7 separate regions of the Homo sapiens genome follow, and all the other regions are linked to region 7. A link is a contact called in ENCODE Hi-C or POLR2A ChIA-PET data. All regions are on one chromosome and are shown on one strand. Each heading gives the region's core, a stretch centred on a gene start or an enhancer-like site at or near the end of the contact. The rest is flanking DNA. Distances are from core to core; before and after follow the strand shown. Region 1 holds the start of CAMKK1 (calcium/calmodulin dependent protein kinase kinase 1). Region 2 holds the start of CYB5D2 (cytochrome b5 domain containing 2). Region 3 holds the start of ABR-AS1 (ABR antisense RNA 1). Region 4 overlaps ZZEF1 (zinc finger ZZ-type and EF-hand domain containing 1). Region 5 holds the start of HASPIN (histone H3 associated protein kinase). Region 6 holds the start of UBE2G1 (ubiquitin conjugating enzyme E2 G1). Region 7 holds the start of MNT (MAX network transcriptional repressor).

Region 1 (3,036 bases), core at 337-2,836, 1.5 Mb before region 7:
GTAGCAATTCAGTCCTTGGTTCTTGGTTGGGCATGTGGCTGCCCAGAATGGAAGCTGCATTTCCCAGCTTTCTCTTGCAGCTGGGTCTGGTCATGTTAAGTAAGCTCAAGCGGTGTATGTGAAAGTGCCACGTGGCAACTTCTGGGAACTTTCCTGAAAAGAGAGCTGGTGCAGACCCTCTGCCCTCTTCTTCATCCTTTTCTCCACTCCACTGCCTGGAATGCGTTATGTGATTGCTGGAGCTCTAGCTGGTATCCTGAACCATGAGGTCAAAAGCCACACTCAAGTTGCTGGAATTATTCATTCAACAACATCCACTGAGCACCTGTGCCATGCGACAGGCTGTGTGCTGGACGAATCAGGCACAGTGCTTGCCATCCAGGAGCTCCCAGTCCCAATGAGGAACCAGCAGGTAAACAGATGCCAGGTACAAGGAAGTACCTGGGTGGGGCCACTAACCCATGCTGGAAGTGGGGAGGTCATGGAGAAGGTTTCCAGGCAGAAGTAGGATTGAATTGAACCCTGAAAGACGAGTAGGCGTTAAACAGGCAGGTGGCTGGGAGTAAGGCTATACAGGGCTTGATTAGACCTATTCTCACGGTGAGCCATAGAAAATGCCTCTCGGTGGACTTGTGTTCCTGAAAACTTGCTCTGGGTGCCAGGGAGAGAAAGGCTAGTAGGAGGTGAGACTGGATGGGGCTGGAGGCCAGGGAGGAGGCTGCTGCAGCAATCAGGGACAAGATGGTGGTAGCCTGAGCTAAGGGAGGGGAAGTGGGGTGGAGAGGAGTGGGCCGATTCCAGGGATAGTTAAGAGGCAGTATGGCAGGGCCTGGAGATGGACTGGTTGGAGCAGGAAACAGGGAGGCAGCAGGTGACTCCCAGGCTCCTGGCTCCACTTCGAGACAGGGACGCAGGAGGTTAGATTTGGGGGAAGGATATGGGGCAAGTGGTGGTGCCAGAGGATTCACACGCGGAGGCGTTAGGGGAAGAGGTGGCGGCAGAGTCCCCAGGAACAGCCACAGCGAAGGTCACCTCACTGTCCTGCTGAGTTCCCTCTACTCCCTCGGCCCTCGCTAGGCCATTCCTGTCGCCGGCTCACCGAGCAAGCACTTCACTCTGTGCTAAGCCACCTCTCGGCCTCTCTGCCCCCGCCCCGCAGAAGCTACACTCCTGGGCCTGCCATTCAAGGCCTTCCTCCCCGGGCCTCGCCCCTCCCTCGCACGCACCGCGCCTCGCCCGGGAGGGAGGGGCGCTCTGGCTCCTGCAGGCCGGGATGGGGGCGCAAAGGGTTTGGCGGGGAAGCACGGTCCCCTGCAGGCCCAGGAGAAGGGCCCACGCCGCGGCCGGGAGGGACTTCGGGGACCCCAGGACGCCGGGGGCGTGGCGAGGTCGGCCCCGCCGCAGGGGAGGGAGGGCCCCTACCGCGCCGCCCACCGCGGTCCCTTAGTCCAGGAGGGGGCGGGAGTCCCGGGCTCCGATTGGGCGGCGCTGGCGGGGCCGTTCGCTCCGACCAATGAGCGCCGGCCGGGCGCGGCGGTGGGCGGGGCAGCGAGCGCTGCCCGGAGCCGCGGCGCCCGCGGGCTGAGCTCGGCGATCTGGGCCCCAGCGAGGCGGTGGGGCGGGGCGGGGCGGGGCGGGGCGCGCAGCAGGAGCGAGTGGGGCCGCCCGCCGGGCCGCGGACACTGTCGCCCGGCGCCCAGGTAGGGATCGGCGGGGCGGGGACGCGGGCGAGGAGCAGGAGGACGAACGCCTTAACACCTGCCCCGAGCCTGCAAGGGAGAGGCGGGGGGGGTCTGCCAGGCCGCGTCTACGAGGGAGCTGGGATCTGGTCAGGGCGGGGATCCTTCCCCTTCTGTCTGCGGGGCCGGGTCTGCGGGGTGCCTCGCGGAGTCTGCTCGGGTCTGCGCCGGCCGCCGGGACCGCATCGCCGCGGGTGCCCCGCCGTCTGCGTTCTTCCCCGCTTCTGTCTGCGGACCGCATCCATCCCCGGTGCACTGTCCCCCGCGCCCGGCTCCTGGTGGAGGCCACGTCTGTGCGGAGTGGGCCCGGCCCGGGGCACCCACGTGCGGTTCTCCGCGGAGCGCTCCTCCCACGGCCCGCCGGAGCGTCTTCCTGCAGGAGCCGGGGGCGGGGTGGGAGATGAATGGGGCGGCGGCGGCGCGCGGCTCAGGCTGCGCAGGGTCCTGCCTTGGCTGGGGCGAGAGGGGGCGGCAGAGGCGGGCGCTGCGGCTTCGGGGCCCGGGAGGCGCAGGGCTGGTGGCTGGGGGGGTGTCCACGTGCGCAGGGACCTGCGTGTGCTGTTTGGAGGCGGGTGTGCGTGTGTCACGTGGACGCGGGAGTGTGCCTGTGTCTGCGTGGGGGGTGCAGGACAGGATGGAGTGGTGTGTGAGGGCGGGTCACGCGGACACGGGCGTGTGCCTGTCAGGGGAGGGGGTGTGCTCAAGTCTTGGCGTTGCAGGGCTGTGCAGAGAAGGCTGTGTCACAGGCCACAGGACCGGGCCTTGGTGGTGTCCGCAGGGCGGGCACAGGAGTGTGGGAGGGGCACACAGCCTGTGCGCGCTGGAGGATCCCAGGGAAGTGGCGCTGGCCTCCCCAAGCCCTGCCCTCTTTCCTCCAGTACATACAAATTGACCCCCCACTGCGTCCCAGGCGCACACACTCTGGGGACCCTTCGCCTCTTCCTCGGTCTCCCACCGTCAGTCCTCACAGCAGCCATGGGAGTCGTTTTAAACCTCACCTAACCGAGGCACTCCCCTGCTCACAACCTCCCCCTGGCTTTGGGGGCCTCCTGGGCTCTGTCCACCAAGCTCTCCCCACCCCCAAACCAAGCCCGGAGTCCCAGCCAGGAAATGACTCTCCTATATGCACAGTGCAAACTTCCATCCTCGCCTCATCCTGAAATCCTGCTCAGTGCTCAGAAGAGAGCTCAGGTGCCACCTCCTCTAGGAAGCCATCCCTGAGGCCAGCACAATGAGTGAGGGGGCTTTCTCTCCAGATGTAACTCCTCTTGCTATCAGGTGCCTCTTATGTGGGGAA
Region 2 (2,700 bases), core at 57-2,556, 1.7 Mb before region 7:
AGGAATAAAGTATTGATGCATGCTCATAAACCATGGATGAACCTTGAAAACACTATGCTTAGGGGTGGGGGGAAGAAAGATTATTTGGGACCAGGGCATAATGAAGAGATGGTTGGAATTATTAAGGAAACTGTGAGGGTAGGGGCGGGGCGGGATCTCGTTTATCTGTGCCCTAAGAGCCCCCACAAAAGTCCGGCACACAGCCCGTATCCTAGGGCTTCCGACGCTGGGTAATGGGTAACAAGAGACAGAAGACATGTTTCTCCAATGTAAGTCACGCAGGGCGGTGGTGGATGACAGAGCTGGCCCACAGTCCCGCCAGAGCCAGAGAGCCTAGAAGGATAGTGCATGCAGCTCGTCCCGCCCACCGCACGGGTTTGATGGATGTGGGGTGGGGATGGGGGGGGAAATAGATGAATAATGAACCAACGAACGACGCGCAGGTGGCTACTGGCTCGCGCCAGCGGAGAGAAAGGCGTGAGCAGCCTCGCTGATACCTGCGAAGCCGCTATAGTGGGACCCAGGCTCGTAGTGCCTCCGGCCGGAGGACACATCGTAGACACGGCCGAGCAACGCCAAGTACAGGCCCGGGTCCCCTGGGCCGCCGCGGTAGCGAGACAGCTCCTCCGGTATGAAAAGGCGAAAGCCAGCGCGGGGACCCCACCAGCCCATAAGCCGTGCTGCCATTACCGCTGCTGCGGCTACAGCCAGGCCCAACAAAAGCCCACGGCCTCCGCACCTCAACATCTATATAGGCCCACCCGCTCCGCACTTCCGAGGTTGCCGCCTCTATCTACAGCTAAGATGGCCGAGACGCCGAGCGTGACGTCATCGGCGCGCGCGCTCTCGCTCTCTCTCTCGCGCGCTAGTGCTCGCGCTCCCTCCCTTAGTCTCTCTCGTTTTATCTGTATTCCTGGCACTGGCGAAAAGCTCGCTGTCTGCGACTTTTTCCAGGTACTTTTTTTTTTTTTTTCTGAGACAGAGTTTTAGCTCTTGTTGTCCAGGCTGGAGTGCACTGGCGGAATCTCGGCTCACTGCAACCTCCGCCTCCCGGGTTCAAGCGATTCTCCTGCCTCAGCCTCCCAAGTAGCTGGGATTACAGGCACGCGCCCCCACGTCCGGCTAATATTTTGTATTTAGTAGAGACAGGGTTTCACCACGTTGGTCAGGCTGGTCTCGAACTCCTGACCTCAGGTGATCCACCCGTCTCGGCCTCCCAAAGTGCTGGGATTACAGGCGTGAGCCACCGCGCCTGGCCCTTCTCGTACTTCTTGGCTTGCAGGTTGTCAGCCCCAACAAAGATGGCGGCAGCGGAGGCTACGGAATGACGTAGATACTGAGACAGACTCGTCCTCTGGGAAATCAAGGTTGCACCCTTTGAGGCGGCGCTCCCCGCCTAGCTGTCGTGAGTTGGTAGAGGCCGCCTATCTACGTGACGGCGCCTTTGCGACAGCGGTCGTCGCTTGACGGCCAGGAAGCCGGAAGCCGCAGGGGCCGCCGTCGTCTCCTCCGCGTCCCCGCCCGCCAGCTGCTGTCGGAGGTTGACAGGTCGAGGCGGGGAGGCGGCGGCGGCGGCTGCAGAGCCAGGCGCCCAAGACGGAGACCCCATGGGGAACGCTCCGAGTCACAGCAGTGAAGACGAAGCGGCAGCTGCCGGTGGCGAGGGCTGGGGCCCACACCAGGACTGGGCCGCGGTCTCGGGCACGACCCCCGGCCCGGGCGTCGCGGCTCCAGCGCTACCACCCGCCGCGGCGCTGCTGGAGCCGGCCAGGCTGCGAGAGGCTGCTGCAGCGTTGCTGCCCACACCCCCCTGCGAGTCGCTGGTGTCGAGGCATCGCGGCGCGTTGTTTCGCTGGCTGGAAGAGCGGCTGGGCCGCGGCGAAGAGTCTGTCACTCTGGAGCAGTTCCGGGAGCTGCTGGAGGCTCGCGGCGCCGGCTGCTCTAGCGAGCAGTTCGAGGAGGTCAGGGCCGGCAGGCGACTGCGGGGATGGGGCAGGGCGGTCGCCCCCAGGGGACTGAAGGAAGAGGTGGGCATTTGCTTTGGAGAGGCCAGGCGGGGACCCATATGAGGTGTTTCCAGCTTTTCACCAGGCGTTTGCTTCGTTTCTCTTTAACCTATGTTAGAGGTCTGGAAAGTCTGCATCAGGCCGTCCTTGCTCTGAAGAGCTGGACAAGCCCATATGTCTCTCTCTGTATGTTGTAATGCAGACCTTTGTGCAGTTGATTGACGCTACTCTGGAGATCTTCTATCAGATTCTCGAACAGTTTGGAGAGAAAAGAGATGTAAGGATAGGAGGAGTGGCGCTGAGAACCATTTTTTGTATTGTCCTGTCCAGGTTTTTACACAGCACCTTCCCAATTCAGTGTGGGCGCCGAATAAGTGTGGAAAGACAGTAGTAACATGCTGGAAAGGCTCACATTCTAAAACCTATCCTCCTCATGCAAAAACTAGCTTTTCTAAAATACATACTGGTTTGTAGATCCTTAAAGAACCATATATTAGACTCATTTAAACCTTCATAGGATCCGAAACTGATAGGCAAATACCAGGTTTCCTGTGAATACTTGTAATTATGCAGTTCTTCATATAATCACCAAGATCATGTCTGCTAAGTCATTAAGAGAGCAAATTGATTTGGCAACAAAATATTTTCCTTGGAAGGCATTTTGGGAGTTTATTTACTGGGCGCTTCACTTCGA
Region 3 (3,014 bases), core at 275-2,774, 1.2 Mb after region 7:
CAGCTCCCCGCTCCTCTGACAGATTGGGGTTGATCGCTGGGGTTAGAGCACTTCAGGGTAGCATCACCTTTGGCAAAGCCCGGAGGAGAAGGACTCTTTAACTCCTTCCTTCCCAGCGCGTGACGTTGGATCTCCCCAACTCCTCAGTGCCAGGGATGCGGAGGTTTCTGTTCCCACCCAAATCACTGTGGTGCTCAAAGGCTCACACACTTGTCTCTGTGGCCAAGGTTAGCATCTGGCCGTGGTGTTAACATCTACTGGAAGCCATCCAACAAAGGCATCAAGGGAATCTCGAAGTGACTGCCCTTTCCTGAGACACGTTGTCTGAGACAGACGTCTGGAGATGGAAGAGGGTTGACAGGGTTTCCCAGAGGGTGGTCTCTAACCCCATGGACCCGCAGAGATTTCTCAGGACCTTCAGCACCCGGTGATCACCAGTTAGCTGGCCGTGGAGGCAGTATGCGTGGTGTTTAAGAGCATGAACAGGCCGGGCGCGGTGGCTCACGCCTGTAATCCCAGCACTTTGGGAGGCCGAGGCGGGCGGATCACGAGGTCAGGAGATCAAGATCATCCTGGCTAACAAGGTGAAACCCCGTCTCTACTAAAAATACAAAAATTAGCCAGGCGTGGTGGCACGTGCCTGTAGTCCCAGCTACTCGGGAGGCTGAGGCAAGAGAATGGCGTGAACCCGGGAGGCGGAGCTTGCAGTGAGCCGAGATTGTGCCACTGCACTCCAGCCTGGGCGACAGAGCGAGACTCTGTCTCAAAAACAAACAAACAAACAAACAGAAAAAGAGCATGAACAGAGTGCCAGGGTTCAAGTCCCAGCCCTCACTTACCCTCTGAGTGGGTTACTCAGCTGCTCAGGGCCTCGGTTTTCTGACCTGGAAAATGGAGAAAACAGAGATAACAGTGACATTCACGGTGAGATCACGCTAGTGAACGAAACGCTAAGCCGGGCACACAGTCGGTGTTCTGTGTTCGTTATCAGAAGTTTCCTCTGTAGAGCCCTCAAGATTTGTCTCTCCCTCTACCCTCTATCGTGTTGTGGAGTGGAGGGTCCGAGAGTGCCAGGATTGGACAGAATGTAGACAGAAAAAAGCAAACTATGGCAACGCGAAGGAAAGCAACTGCCACATTTTAGCTTGGAGGATGCTGAAAATAGCTTGTTCAAGCCTTTGTAGATAAAAATGTAAAATGTACGCAAATGTATGTGACTCACGCAGAAGCATACATCCATAGCTCCCTCACAGTCAGCGCCGGATGTGGCCATCAGGAAAACCCCACAGTGTGGGGAGAGGGCCCGAGCGTTCTTGCTTGTTGTTGTTTTGAGGAGGGGACGGTGCTGCTGCCTCCTGGGCTGGTGGCTCCTGGTGGCGGCAGCTCACGCCCGTTTCCACCTTTCCCCTGGGCTGTCTTCCGAGAGTTCCAGGTGGGAAGAAGAGATGCCCTTGGCCCCTCATGGCTCCTCCGGCCTCGCGGTCCTCCGAGAGCCTGCTCGTTCCCTTCCCATGCCGAAGCTCTATTTCTGGAGCGTCTCATTGGAGATGCACGCCCCCTCCCTGCCAAGCTCCAGGTGCCTGCTTGGCCCTCCCAATCCTGTGTGCTAGTCAGGGACGGTGGGAGGGTGACAGCTGCAGGGAGGGGCGGCAAGAGACAGCGCTGGTGCCTGAGCCAGGAGGATTGGGGCGGAGGGAGCCCTGGGGACGCAGGGACGGGCTAATAATATTGAAAACCACTTCTGCTGCAGCCACCTGTAGAGGCTTCCCCACCCAGAGCATCATCCTGTGCGTCTCCCAGGGGCTCCCCAGCCTGTGATGAGTGGGTGACCCCCATCTCCCCTGGGGCAGCTGCAGAGGCCTCTGCCCAAGCAGCTTATGGGGCTTCCTCTCAGCATCCTGGGGGAGGAGCTGCTTCTCCCCTTAAGAACTAGATGTGTGTGTGTCTGTTTGGAGTGATGAGGACCGACCCCCACACCCCTCCAGCGTTCTGCGGGTGCCGACCACACTGCCCCCGGCAAAGGCCAGGCTGACTTAACCTTCCTGGTAGGCCTCTGTAGGGCTGGGCTCCCAGAAGTTTTCCCCTTAAGCTGCCTGGGGATGGGGTGGGGTGGAGACAGCTCCGGTATCTGAAATGTCACTATCTGGGGTACCGGGCCCCCTGGGTGGGCCCCACTGCTTCCCTTTCCCTGGGTTCAGGAAGGGGCTTCAGCCCCACTGCCCTGGACCCCCCTGGCCTGACTCCCCTCCTGTCCTTCCCTGCTCCAGGGTCGCTTGGCCCAAAGAGGTCTGTGGGGAAGCTGCCATGGCTCCCACAGAATCAGCCCACAGGAGACAGGCATGGGGCCCCCAATCTCTTCACTGCCCTTGGGCGAGGGGGTCTTCCTTAGAGGGAATTTCGTCTCTAAACGGTCATTTCTCAGGCCTCTTGACCCGACTTCCCACCATTTCTAGGTGATGATGCAAACACGATGGGCTTTCCAGGCCGCGGCTCGGGGTCCCCAGGAGGGGTCCTGGAGGGGAACGCGTGGAGCCCTTGGGGCTTCTCCTGGCTCCAGTTTGTCCTCCGCCCAGGAGGGGCACATGTGGGACTGTCCTGGCCCCACAGCCCCCGTGACTTCGGTCCTCCCGGGTCTCCACCCGCCCCCCTCCATGTGTGGCGGGAACGGCCGCGCTCAGAGGTCAGGGGTGTGGAAAGGGACGAGCGGGGGAAGGTTCGGGAGGAGAGAGGCGCGTCCCGCGGCGCGCAGGACGTTCACCCCGTGGGTCCCGCAGCGGGTCTGGCTGGGGAGGGGCCCGGCCGCCGCTCCCGCCCGCGAAGCCGCGCTTGGAGATCCCGGGCGGGAGGTGATGTCACCCCTGTGGGCTCCCGGGCCCCCCACGGCACCTGGTTTGCGGATCGCCAGGATCCTGCTGAGCCCGGCGCGGGGGGGACGAGGGGGACCTGGGTCTGCGCCGCCGCCTGGAGACCCCCCGAGACCCCCGCGGCCCCTCCTCGCCCAGCGCCGGAGCCCC
Region 4 (3,027 bases), core at 512-3,011, 1.7 Mb before region 7:
AAGAGAAAATGTATGTTGAAAGGCAAATTACATTTTGTCTTTAGAAGAAATTTCTCCCTTACTTAATTATACATACATAACGTTTAATCACTGTCTTGTGTGAGCTTCTTCTTGTGTGTCTTTTGTGTGCCACAGAGCACAACTCTGTGGCAGTAGAAAAGGCATTTATATTTAACAGGTAAAAAACCAAAGGCCCCCCCCCAACCCCCCGCTCAAAAGAAAAGGGTAGGAGAGGAAGGGAGAGTAGATCCAGATTTGCCAGTGTCCCAGGTAGGAATGTGAGGTCTTTAAACTCCTCATTCAGTACTTTTTCCACTGGGAATTCACACTGGTAATGATTTGTAAGTAGTTCTGTCATAGCGAAAAGGTACAAGCTGGTCATGGAGTTTTTGTGTGTAATAAAAGCACATCTCCTCGGCTGCGTGGTGGACGTGTGTTGATCTGTGTGAAGATGGGAATGTCAGGTTTGTCTTCGAGCCTGCCTGCTGGTTTGTGCAGGGCTGTCAAGGCCATCTGCCTGGAGCACTGATAGAGAAACAGTCTGCTGCATGTGGCTAGGTGTCTAGTGATAGAACCTTTCTTTCCCCTGGCTCATTTGTTATCATAGCTGGATGTTGAGACCTGGCAACAGGAACAGCCTGTGGTGTTACATACGTGGACGAAGGAATCTGCCCACAACTATGAAAATAATTGCCATGAGGTATCCGTCTTTGTTAGCCCAGGGGCAACCTATTTTGAAGTGGAATTCGATGACAGGTGTGAAACTGAAAAAAGGTAAGACTTCTATATTCTTTCACCCCCAAGCGCTAATAGGTCAGCAATGAGAGAAGGAAGCTAATAGAGGTTATGCCTTCACAGGTATGATTATCTGGAATTTACCGACGCTAGAGGTCGGAAAACACGCTATGACACAAAAGTTGGCACTGATAAATGGCCCAAGGTGAGTGATAGTCCCAGAAAGAGGTACCTACTTCTGCACCAATGCTTTTCCTTTTGTCAGCCTTCAGGGGGCAGTAGAGGTAAGGTCTTTGAAGGGAGGCATTTATGTTACACGTTTGTGAAAGGAAGGATTTATATCAGAGTTTGACCAGCTATAGTCTGTCACCTGTTTTGTAAACAAATTTTTTTGGAACACAGCCATGCCTGTTTATCATTTATAGCTGCTTTGGCACTGCAGTGGCAGAGTTGAGTAGTTGCAGCAGACAGCGTTGTCTAGAGTAAATGAAGAGCCTTCATCCTTAGCAAGAAGTGCTGGTGGGTCTAGGAGGATGGCCCAGACCATGTGATGGAAGCCAAGAGTCTGCCTCACAGTTAGAGCTGCTTGAGCTCTTGGGCTGGAGGTTTAGTACTGCCTCAGACTGTTGACCTTCTCTCCATGGTCAGTGGTCTTGGCAGGAGCAGAGGCATGGAAATGTGACCACTGGCTGAGTCGGTAGTGGACAGATGGTCACCCCAGGTGTAGAAAGCTGAGCAGCAGTATTCTGCCAACTCTCCTTCTTCATGGGGTGTGGCTGTGAATGGTCTGTTTCCGTCACCCCTTTGTACATTTCTCCGTTAGTCATTTTGGACATGTGGAAATAGAGATCAATTTTAAACTGAGATGTTTCTCGTCATGAAGAGCATGCTGATTTCTGAAGCACTCCTCCTCTAATCTGTCTGACCACATGATTTCTGTTTGTCTCTAGAAAGTGACCTTCAAGGCCGGTCCTCGGTTGCAGTTCCTCTTTCACTCTGACAGCAGTCACAACGAATGGGGCTACAAATTCACTGTCACTGCCTGTGGGCTGCCCGATGTTGCCGTGTCTTGGGGGCTGGATTTACAGCTCCTCGTCTCCCGGCTGATGGGACGCCTGGCTTCCCAGTGCATGGCGCTCAAGTCTGTGCGCCGTAAGTGCACATCCCTGTGCTTTCCCTTCTTACAACCACGGTGAAGTGCAAGATGCGCGCTTGCCCTCTTGTAGGTCGTTTCCACGTAATGGCAGGGGGTTAATAATACGCCTTTTCAGTTTCCTTTAAACCGAAAGAATAAAGTGTCCACTCAATACCATTGTCACGAAGCTTTTTGCCTTAGACTTTGGAACATAGCAGGAAGGCTGCCATGGGTTCTCTGTCTATGGAGGATAACAGCTTTTTTTTTTGGCAACATTGTCATTTTTTTGCAAGTAGGTGTAGGTATAGTCCAACCAAAAGGCAGGAGTATAGAATAAGTTGATTGCATATCCTTTAAATATGTGAATATTTATGTAAATATATGTAGATATGTGACTATGGATTTTGTTTTAAAGTGATTCATTCAGGGCTGAGCAAGGTGGCTCATGCTGGTAATCCCAGCACTTTAGGAGGCCAAGGTGGGAGGATTTCTTGATCCCAGGAGTTTGAAACCAGCCTGGGCAGCATAGTGAGATCCCTATCTTTACCAAAAAAAATGTAAAAATTAGCCAGGTGTGGTGGCATATGCCTTTTGTCTCAGCTACTTGGGAGGCTGAGGCAGGAGGATCACTTGAGCCCAGGAGTTAGAGGCTGCATGCAGTGAGCTGTGATCATACTGCTGCACTCCAGTCTGGGTAACAGAGAGAGACTCTTGTCTCTTAAAACAAAAGGAAAAAGATGTGTTCAGTATAATTGTTTATTTAATTCTTCCAGGGAACAAGAATTACAGAATAAAACTTTCTACTGTATTTTATTTCTTGATCATTTCTTGAGTTTTTCCAGTTTTAGAAGTAAAATATAGAAAAATTACATAGTGGAAAAAAACAAAGGAAAATAGAATCATCCTTAATCCTAACACTCAGAAGTAACTGATTTTTTTAATATTTCTCCAAGAAAGAAAGAAATAGCTATTAGCATTTTTATTTCCACCTATTCTTTTCTCTTTGCCTATTCTAAACACATCTATGCTGGATATTTATTATTTGCTACAGAATTAAGTTTACAAATTGTGAATGTTTTTCCATAATTAAATGTTCCTGAATGGCCTCGTGTTATATGCCAGAAATGGTTCATATCCTATTTTCAGCTTACTATAAA
Region 5 (2,738 bases), core at 65-2,564, 1.3 Mb before region 7:
GTTCATGACAGGCCGGTTTGAACATTCTGATAGGAGGGATCCAGAGAGAGAAGTGGCAGTGGTATAGATGCTGCAGACCTCTGACACATCAGTCACAATTTTCTTCTTGTGGAAACTGAAGGAAGCCCTGGTTTTGGTCCAAAAGCAGACATTCTGTAAAGGAGTCAGGTCCTGGGTGGGGAACGAATCTTTTCCCAGCTTTTGGCCCTTTTTAAAGCGGTGGGAATGGAGGAGAGAGGTTTCCGTTGCCTCCTGATGTTTGCTCTTCCGGCTTGATCTAGTTCTCTCCAGCCTGTCTATTCCCCTTGGCACAATGCGGCCCTTGGGAACACTGGCCTCCTGATGCTCTCTCCGGACGGCCTCTTGAAGCCCTCTCTCTTGACAAGAGTCCTGGCCTGTGGCCCTCCTCTTGCCTGTGCTTGACAGACCTGGACCCTCTGGTCCATTTCCCACCACCAGTTTCCTTTTACAGCAGGACTCTCTCATATTCTTCCCATCTGCCCGAAACTCAGAATCCTCAGGGGTTCCTGAGTTCATAAGGCCAAAGAGAACTGACCTGAGGCTGGCGCGGGTTTGGTGGACCATCCTGGTGTCCTTGGCTCCTCCTGTCGCTTCCTCCTGGGAGCAGGGGAGAGATGCTCGGTCCAGGGAGACTTCTGGGAGGTGGAGGCCGCTCGGGACGGCTGAGGCTGCAACCAGACAGGCGGAGGTGCCGATCGAGATGACACTGTCCCTTGGCGTTGGGGACCCGGGGCAGGGCGAGGCCAGAGAGCTGAACAGGGAGGCACTGATGCCCAGCTCGTCGCCGTCCCTGGGCTGGCCGCACACGCTGAGGTCCGGGCTGAGGCGGCCGGAGTCGCGGCTGGGGAAGGGCGGAAGTCGGAGCGGGCCGCAGGGTGTGCTGCACTTCTGCGGGGGCCGAGCTCGCAGCCCCAGGCGTCTTGGGGTCACGGTTAGGCTTGGGCGAGCTCGCAGCTTCCAGCGCTTTGGGGTCACGGTCAGGCTGGGCCGGTCCTTGGGCACTCGGCCGCCGGGACGCCTCCGCCGCCGCCTCACCGGGCTGCCGGGGAAGTCGGGGTCGTCGGGATCGTCAGGATCGTCGGACTGCGAGGGGTCGCCGATGCTGGCGTCGCTGCTGCCGCTGCTGTTGAAGAAACGCCTCCGGTCCTGCGGCGGGAACCACTGCGCGGCTTCCCGGCCCGGCCGCCGCTGTCTCCTGCCGTCCGCAGCCCCATATGTGCGGAAAAGCCGGCTCCCAGGTCCCGGGAGCGAAGCCGCCATGGCCGGCACCCGCCAAGAGGTTCAAACGCAAACATCGCGAGACTTCCGTGCGACGCGGACGCGCCCGCCTGCCGCGGGGTCCTAGCTCCCGGCCCTGCGCATGCGCACCTCGCCAGGGCCGGGGCCGGGACGGGACGGAAAACTGGCGGCTTGGTTTGTTCAGCGCGTCGCGGTCATGGCTCTCGTTTCAGGCCTCCACGGTGTGCACCTGGAGTCAGGAGCGCGCTTGTGCGTACAGTTCGGTTCAGGTAAGCGCGGCCGTCCCGAGAGGCCAGGGGAGGGCGGAGGGCCTGAAGCGGGTAACGAGAGGCCAGGAGACTGTTTTTCCTGGGTTACCCCTGCCGGCCAGTGCCGGGGGCTGCCAGGCCCTCCCTAGCTTCGTCCCTGGGTCTCAATTGCTCCCGCTGGAGCTTCGCTTGGGCCGAGGTGAGCGCTGAAATTGCTCACACCCTCTATTCTGGGACCTTACGATGCTCTGTGTCCGAAGTGTTAAAAAGATTTCAGACTTTCCGCACGGAAAGGAATTGTGTTCACTAGACCTCGCTTTTCCAGCATGTGGAAGAATGGCATTCAGTGAGCTGTGTCATCGCTTCAGATAAAGAAAATGTCACCGTGGCTGCAGAGATCTCCTGGGATCACTCTGAGGAGGTGTTTGAGACTGAAATGCTCCAGATTTGATTATCCAGTTGCTCACGGGCATCGCCCCTAGAAGAGATAATAGCATCTTTGCATAACATGTCCATGTCCAAAATAGATCTTTTGGTGCAAAAAACCAACCCTCTGTCCCAACCCGTTCCTTAGCTACCCTCAGGAGGGAGATATACTCCAGTTACAGTACAAGGAACTCGAGGGATTACCTGTGACTCCTCTTTCCTACATCCCCACGTCTATTCCAGCAGCAAGCCCTGCCATTTCAGGGCCAAAATATATCCTAAACCCATTCACTTCTCTCCATTTCCACTGCCGTTGTAATTCAAGCTACCCTTTCTTGCCAGGGCTGTTGCAATAACCTTCGGCCTGCCTTTCTTGCCTCTGCTTTTCCCACATTCTTTACAAATAATTCCCACGTAACAGCTATCCGTCTTCTAAGAGCAGACATTAGATTGTGCCATTCCCCTGCTTATTAAAAATAACAAACAAACAAAACTGATGCTTGAGCACACTTAGACTAAAATCCATACTTTTTTCATGGCCAGAGCAAGGCAGTACTTGATCTGGTCTCTGCTTAATTCTTCAACTTCATCTCCTAGTACTCGCCTTTCTCTCCCACTGCCCCTTTTATAATCGGGTTATTCTGTCCTATTCTTCTAGCTCGCCAGTACAGCATTATTCTGGCCACAAGACTTTGTACTTGCTGTTCCTTTGCTTGACACTGCTCTTCCTCTAGGTCCTGACGTAGGTGGTTTCTTCTTAAATTTAGCTCAGGTGTTCTTTTCTTTTTTTTTTTTTTTTTTTTA
Region 6 (2,735 bases), core at 176-2,675, 2.0 Mb before region 7:
TTCAGGAGTTCGAGACCAGCCTGGGCAACATGGTAAAACCCCATCTCTACTAAAATACGAAAGAAAATTAGCCTGGCCTGGAGGCGTGCGCCTGTAGTCCCAGCTACTCAGGAGTCTGAGGCAGGAGAATTGCTTTAACTCGGGAACCTGAGAGGCAGAGGTTGCAGTGGGCCAAGATCACGCCACTGCACTCCAGCCTGGGCGACAGAACAAGGCTGTCTCAAAAAATAAATAAATAAATAAATAAAATAAAAAAGAAAGAAACTAGGAATAGAAGTAAATTTCCTTGATTTGGTAAAGTGAAATATCAAAATGGTCCCTTTGGTCTATTTGATAGGGGGCAGTGGTTCACACTTGTAATGCTAACACTTTGGGAGGCCGAGTTGGAAGGACTGCTTGAACCCAGGAGTTTGAGACCAGCCTGGGCAACACAGAGAGACCTCTGGCCCCCCCCTCCTTTTTTTTTTTTTTTGTGAGACGGAGTCTCTCTCTGTCGGCCATGCTGGAGTGCAGTGGCACCATCTCGGCTCACTGCAATCTCTGCCTCCTAGGTTCAAGCAATTCTCCTTTCTCAGCCTCCCTGGTAGCTGGGAGTACAGGCGCCTGCCACCAGGCTGGGCTAATTTTTGTATTTTTAGTAGAGACCAGGTTTCACCATGTTGGCCAGGATGGTCTCGAACTCGTGACCTCAGGTGATCTGCCCACCTCGGCCTCTCAAAGTGCTGGGATTACAAGCATGAGCCACCGCGCCCCGTCAAACCCCCCGATCTCTATAAAGCAAATAAAAAAATAGCAGGGCATGGTGGTGTGTACCTGTAATCCCAGATACTAAGGAGACTCAGATGGGAGGATCCCTTAAGCCCAGGAGTTCCAAGCTGCAGTGAGCTATGATCACTGCACTCCAGCCTGGGCGACAGAGAGAATTGCCGTCCATAAATGATAATAATAACAGGGCCGGTCTCGGTGGCTCAATAATAATAGGGCCGGACGCGGTGGCTTTTTTTGTGCACTCTTCATGTAAAGTGAGTTATCATCATATATTGCCTCTATTTTGATGTTTGGTTAAAATGGGGCACACCAGTACTAACTTCGGCTTTCTAACAATTCCTACTTCGCACACCATGTGGCAGTGTTAGATGGCTTTTGGGCGCTCGCCAAGGACTAGACATCTACCACTTCTTCTGGCCTCTTCGCTCCTATATCCACTGCTTCAATCCAGAGGCTGTATTTGACCCTCTGCGACCTCTTTGTCATGGCGTCCGCGGGGCGTCTACCAGCGGAGGCTTGGGCTGGCAGCCGGGCGTCGACCTTCCCAAAATGGCGGCGGACGGGACAACTGCGCTCAAGGGGCGGGGTTCCGCCGCCGGGGGCGGGGCGGGAGGCCGAGGGGTCGGGCTAGCGGGCGGGACGCTTCCCAAGTCGGCAGTCTCAGCGCGCCTGCGCCGAGCGGCCCTGCGCGCAGTGAGGCAGTGGCGGGGGAAGGCACCGGTGGGGCCGACGGGCGGGTTGAAGGAGGGAAGCGGGCGAGCGAAGTCCCAGTGCGCGCCGCGGCAGCCCGGGCACCCTCCCCTTCCGGGCGTGAGTCGCTGTGAAAAGAGCTGAAGCGAGCGGACTCGCACCGGCAGCGAGGCGCCGCTCCCGCCGCCTCAGCCCGGCCTTCCTCGGCTCCGGCGCTCCGGTCGCGGGGCCCGGGTTCCTCGGCACACCCCGCTCCAGCCGCCCCCAGAGCCTGTCCCCAGCCCTTCGGAAGCCCCGGCGCCAGCCCGGGCCCTCGGCAGGGAGGATGACGGAGCTGCAGTCGGCACTGCTACTGCGAAGACAGCTGGCAGGTGAGCAGGCGGGCGGCGGGGCGCCGGGCCCGGCCGCGATCGCGGACAGCCGCAGCCCAGTCCCTCTTCTCCTCCCGGGCCAGCGGCCGTACTGCCGAAGGGGCCCGGGCCTGCGAGGGTGGGGACCTCGAGGCTCCGGTCCCGGCCGGGCCCAGCCGTTCTCGCCCGGCTCTTGGAGGGCACTGGGGGCGGGGACGCGACCCAGCTCCGGCCCAGGGACTGGGCCTGGCGCCCGGGGGGTCGGAGAGGAGGAGGTCCCCTCCCCCACCGTTCTGTAGGACGTTGCGGGGGAGGGGCTGTGTGCGGGTCCCCAGGCCGGGGCCGCCAGCTTGGAGGGGCGGGTCCCGGGTTCAGGTGCTGCCGGGGCCGCCGGACCTTCGGGGCCGGCTGGAGCGTCCGGACCCAGTGCGGCTGCGAGTCCCCGGCTCGGTGTCTGAGGGCGGGCGGAAGGGACCGGCCCTGGCGGGATAGGTGAGGCGCACAAAACTTCTCCCCGGGCGGCGCTGGGTCCGCGGAGTTGGGGCCGACAACAAAAGCGCTGGCCTCGGCGGCCTCCACGCGGGCGCGAGGGTGCCGGAGACCCTGGCGGAGTGCGGATCGCCGCCTCGCCTGCCTCCGCCTGGCACGGGCTCCGGCTGCGCCGCCCGGCTGGGGGAGGGTAGGAGCGGGCCGCGGGGAGAGCCGCTCGCTGGCCGGCTCCGGGCTTTGTGCTCGCCGCGATTCCGGCTGCTGCGCAGGCCTGCAAACCCCGGAGCTGCGCCCGCAGGCTCTGGCCCGGGGCGGCGGCCGGGTCGGCCTCCCCGAGGAGCCTGCGGCCCCCCTCCCCCATTGTCCCGGCCTCCGGCCGTTTGCGGCTTCCAGGTTGACTTTTTAGGGGGTTGGCTCCTACTCTGCTAGGACTGTGTG
Region 7 (2,792 bases), core at 166-2,665:
TTTTCTAATTGGGGGCCCTCCTCCAGAACTGGCTTCAGAGTCGTCCCTGGGGTCAGGGAAGAGTGCCCCCGCTTCGGGAGAGAGGAGCAGGTGGAATACGGAACGACCTTAGGCGAGTCCTTGGCCGTCACGGCCTCAGTTTCCTTATGTGTGAAGTGAGAGGATTTAAGGGCAGCCGGCCTCAAAGAGCTAACTCTCCGATTGCACCCGAGCTCCCCTAAACACTCGAGCCCGGAAGACGCGGGCGGGCGGGCGGGCGACGGGGGGTCCCTCCCTCTGGGGAGCGCGGTTCCAGCCGGCCGCAGCGGACCCCGCCCCCGCGCCCCGCCCACCGCCGGTCGCCAGGCGCGGGGAGGGCCGGGCTTCCGCCCTCCACGTTGTTGTTCCCGATTTGGGCCACGCCCCCCGGTCTGGGCTGCGGGCGCTTCGTGTTCCCCGCCCTGGCCCCGGCCCCAGAGGAAAGGGTGGCCCATGGGGTGGCACAGTCCGTATCTCCACCCACATCGAATACGCGTGGACAAAGACTGGAGTTCAGGGGAAGGAAAGATAAAGGCCTGGTTTTAAATGGAAGGTGGTGAAAAGGAATGGAGAGGCCAGGGCACGACTGCGGGATTCCCCTTACGGCATCCCACCCTGGGTTCGCCCAGTGGCCCCATCCGCACCCGCGAATGTGACCTGCAGACACTGGCCCTTTAAACCGAAGGCTGGCGGCGCGGGGTGTCCATGTGGAGCTGCTCCATGCCGTGTTGTCCTGCCCGCCCATTGGCTCGCGGCCCGGTGACGTCCCCTAATAGGATGCGAACGCACTGCGGGGGGAGGAACGGAGACAAAACGCGGAGCCGGACTGCCGCTCCGCTCCCTCCGCTGGTTCTCTTGACAGTCTCCAGTCGCCGGCAGCTCCGCCCAGGGGCGGATCCCGGGGGAATTGCGACAGCCCGGCGATTGCGGGATTTAGGTCGCGAGTGGGTGGAGCGTGGAGACCCAGGGTCAGGCCAGTCTCTGCCATTCCCAAGGTTTCCCTGACCCGGAATATCCTGGTTGGAACTCTGTTAAATCTTGAATTGTTCACCCTACCCTCCCTCCAGCAGGACAGATTTCGTCGTGAACGACCCAAACGCACCGCCCCGGCCCAACTTGTGGCTTGCAGCCGGGGCGGGGCCAGCAGGAAAGCGGAACCGCGGCGCGCACACCCCGCTCGGACCTCTCCCTCCCTGCCCGGGCCACGTGTGCGCGCGCCGGATCCGGGGGGCGGGGCCAGCAGCGCAGGACCCGCCCCTCCCTTCGCGAGACGCCGCGGCCCTGCGGGCGGGGGCTCCGGTCCGGGCTTTGGCTGTGGCCCCGGTGTAGTAGCGGGGGCGGCGGCCGGGGGCAGCGCGGCTCCTTCCCTTGTTGTGTGTGTCGGTGCCTCCTCGCCATCTTGTTGCAAAGCCCTTTCTTGTCGGCGGGACTCCCGGGGGCCGCGGGGCGGGAGGCATCGGAAGGGAGGTAGAGAGGGAGGGGAAGAAGGGAGGCAGTGCCGCCTTTTTTTTTTTTTTGCATCCCATTTTTTTAAATTTGCAATTTTATATTTTGCAAATATTTTGAGAGACATTGATTTTTCTCCCCGTGCTCCCCCGTTCTTCCCTGCGGAGTGCGCTGCGCCGCCCAGCCCTGTCGCCCCCCGGAGGTGATCCCTCCCTCCTGCCTGCCCGCCAGCCTGACCTGTGCCCGGCTCGCGGGCCGCAGCCTCGGCCCCGGCGCGCCCCCGGCAGCTCTCGGCGCGATGAGCATAGAGACGCTACTGGAGGCGGCCCGCTTCCTGGAATGGCAAGCGCAGCAACAACAGAGAGCACGTGGTGAGCGGCCGGGCTGGGCCCCTGGGGCACTGGGGAAGGGGAAGCGAGTGACCCCGGTCCCCGAACCCACGCGAAACCGCGGACAGGGCCCCCTCCCGGGCGGCCTGCGGAGCCTGGCAGCGCACGGCTCCCCGCGAGAGCCGCCGCCTGGGGAGGGGTGATGTGGGCAGTGAAATTAATTAATGAATTCATTAACATGCTGCGAGGGACCTGGCTCCTGCGGGCGCCACCCCGGCTGCGTGGCACCCCTGTGCCCCTTCTGTGGTGGGCTGCTTTTGCGTGGGCCAGCGGAGCCCTCGGTGGCACTGAGGATGTGTGAGCCGGGGGGTGGGGTGAGGAATGGTGTTGCGTGGGGGTGGCAGGCTCGCGTGTGCGTGCGTGTGTGCACGGGGGATGTGTGATGTGAGCCTCGGGAAGAGCAGATGAACGGACGTGTACACGGGCGTGTGTATAGCACACGAGTGGGCGTGTGTGTAACGGAGTGGGGGTGGGGACTACTCTACGCGGAGCAGCTCTTCGGCTTCCCTGGCCCCGTGGGGAGGGTGCGGGGGGCGCTCCCGGCAGATCTACGCGCCGCTTGGGGCGGAGGCGGCCTTTGCAGAATGAAATGACATCGCGTGTCTTATGATCCTGGCCAGCCCCGCCTGACCCCGCCTCCCAGAGCTGGGCTGGGCTGCGCGTCCGGGGTTTGGGTGAAAGCCGGGCTAATTGGGCGTTTGCGAAATGGCCCGCGGGTCGCTGGGGGTCAGCCCCCGGGCCCCCCTCGCTGCGCCCCGCTTTAGCCAGTGTGGAATGTGGCGTGTCTGCGCGTTCCAAACCCGCTCTCGCCTGGAATGTTGCGTGTGCCTGCGTTCCGAGCCCGTTGGTTACACCGGGTGGTGACGTGGACGGGCTCCGCCCCCGACCACGTGCACCGGGGACACTCCTGCTGGGGACGGCGCGGCCCGGCCCCTCCTC

Evidence for each region. A loop is a pair of places that touch in the nucleus more often than their neighbours do. ChIA-PET counts read pairs that join two places held with the same protein, here RNA polymerase II (POLR2A). Pooled maps may share reads with other maps.
Region 1: a map of CD8-positive, alpha-beta T cell shows a loop between it and region 7 (25-fold over the local background). The contact joins the promoter of CAMKK1 here to the promoter of MNT in region 7. A Hi-C loop is called at or near these places in 1 of 168 maps with a recorded cell type or tissue (CD8-positive, alpha-beta T cell) and 10 of 50 pooled maps. POLR2A ChIA-PET finds 5 or more read pairs at or near these places in 2 of 52 experiments (CD4-positive, alpha-beta T cell and HEK293).
Region 2: a map of breast epithelium shows a loop between it and region 7 (8-fold over the local background). The contact joins the promoter of CYB5D2 here to the promoter of MNT in region 7. A Hi-C loop is called at or near these places in 2 of 168 maps with a recorded cell type or tissue (CD4-positive, alpha-beta memory T cell and breast epithelium), 1 of 37 single-sample maps with no recorded cell type and 13 of 50 pooled maps. POLR2A ChIA-PET finds 5 or more read pairs at or near these places in 5 of 52 experiments (B cell, CD4-positive, alpha-beta T cell, Caco-2 and 2 more).
Region 3: a map with no recorded cell type shows a loop between it and region 7 (17-fold over the local background). The contact joins the promoter of ABR-AS1 here to the promoter of MNT in region 7. A Hi-C loop is called at or near these places in 1 of 168 maps with a recorded cell type or tissue (B cell), 6 of 37 single-sample maps with no recorded cell type and 4 of 50 pooled maps.
Region 4: a loop to region 7 is called in a pooled map, with 5 times the contacts of the local background. The contact joins the enhancer-like site here to the promoter of MNT in region 7. A Hi-C loop is called at or near these places in 2 of 50 pooled maps. POLR2A ChIA-PET finds 5 or more read pairs at or near these places in 2 of 52 experiments (MCF 10A and activated CD4-positive, alpha-beta T cell).
Region 5: a pooled map shows a loop between it and region 7 (7-fold over the local background). The contact joins the promoter of HASPIN here to the promoter of MNT in region 7. A Hi-C loop is called at or near these places in 3 of 37 single-sample maps with no recorded cell type and 6 of 50 pooled maps. POLR2A ChIA-PET finds 5 or more read pairs at or near these places in 3 of 52 experiments (PC-9, RWPE1 and WTC11).
Region 6: a loop to region 7 is called in a map of gastrocnemius medialis, with 5 times the contacts of the local background. The contact joins the promoter of UBE2G1 here to the promoter of MNT in region 7. A Hi-C loop is called at or near these places in 1 of 168 maps with a recorded cell type or tissue (gastrocnemius medialis), 1 of 37 single-sample maps with no recorded cell type and 12 of 50 pooled maps. POLR2A ChIA-PET finds 5 or more read pairs at or near these places in 1 of 52 experiments (naive thymus-derived CD4-positive, alpha-beta T cell).

What each region holds. Positions count from the first base shown.
Region 1 is chr17:3,891,603-3,894,638 of GRCh38, reverse strand. It overlaps CAMKK1 (calcium/calmodulin dependent protein kinase kinase 1), which reads left to right and starts at 1,586. Exons shown (of 16, transcript NM_032294.3): 1 at 1,586-1,700. RefSeq lists silencers at 1,140-1,679, 1,710-1,889, 2,030-2,279.
Region 2 is chr17:4,141,803-4,144,502 of GRCh38, reverse strand. It overlaps CYB5D2 (cytochrome b5 domain containing 2), which reads right to left and starts at 1,306. Exons shown (of 4, transcript NM_144611.4): 1 at 498-1,306. The coding sequence starts at 747. It overlaps ZZEF1 (zinc finger ZZ-type and EF-hand domain containing 1), which reads left to right and starts at 1,473. Exons shown (of 55, transcript NM_015113.4): 1 at 1,473-1,961. The coding sequence starts at 1,608. RefSeq lists enhancers at 458-1,037, 608-1,160, 1,188-1,497, 1,161-1,712 and a silencer at 1,578-1,747.
Region 3 is chr17:1,180,137-1,183,150 of GRCh38, reverse strand. It overlaps ABR-AS1 (ABR antisense RNA 1), which reads right to left and starts at 1,524. Exons shown (of 3, transcript NR_187271.1): 1 at 1,223-1,524; 2 at 840-884. It also overlaps a transcript of ABR not described here. RefSeq lists an enhancer at 2,363-3,014.
Region 4 is chr17:4,073,010-4,076,036 of GRCh38, reverse strand. ZZEF1 (zinc finger ZZ-type and EF-hand domain containing 1) reads left to right here. Exons shown (of 55, transcript NM_015113.4): 22 at 608-774; 23 at 859-940; 24 at 1,686-1,887. Among named protein-coding and RNA genes, the nearest start is that of ZZEF1, 69 kb to the left of the region's middle. Within about 2 kb of position 1,761, at least 8 of the 41 ENCODE cell types and tissues checked have a DNase peak (open chromatin) inside an H3K27ac peak, as active enhancers do.
Region 5 is chr17:3,722,479-3,725,216 of GRCh38, reverse strand. HASPIN (histone H3 associated protein kinase) reads right to left here and starts at 1,314. Exons shown (of 1, transcript NM_031965.2): 1 at 1-1,314. The coding sequence starts at 1,281. ITGAE (integrin subunit alpha E) reads left to right here. Exons shown (of 31, transcript NM_002208.5): 27 at 1,473-1,529; 28 at 1,834-1,929. It also overlaps a transcript of P2RX5 not described here. RefSeq lists an enhancer at 629-1,384 and a silencer at 1,254-1,413.
Region 6 is chr17:4,365,365-4,368,099 of GRCh38, reverse strand. It overlaps UBE2G1 (ubiquitin conjugating enzyme E2 G1), which reads left to right and starts at 1,425. Exons shown (of 6, transcript NM_003342.5): 1 at 1,425-1,829. The coding sequence starts at 1,784. RefSeq lists enhancers at 1,292-1,586, 1,406-2,092 and silencers at 1,255-1,954, 2,005-2,735.
Region 7 is chr17:2,399,683-2,402,474 of GRCh38, reverse strand. MNT (MAX network transcriptional repressor) reads left to right here and starts at 1,415. Exons shown (of 6, transcript NM_020310.3): 1 at 1,415-1,835. The coding sequence starts at 1,763. RefSeq lists enhancers at 1-448, 820-869, 2,160-2,730, 2,731-2,792 and silencers at 170-489, 1,140-1,449, 1,640-1,719, 1,870-1,929, 2,450-2,792.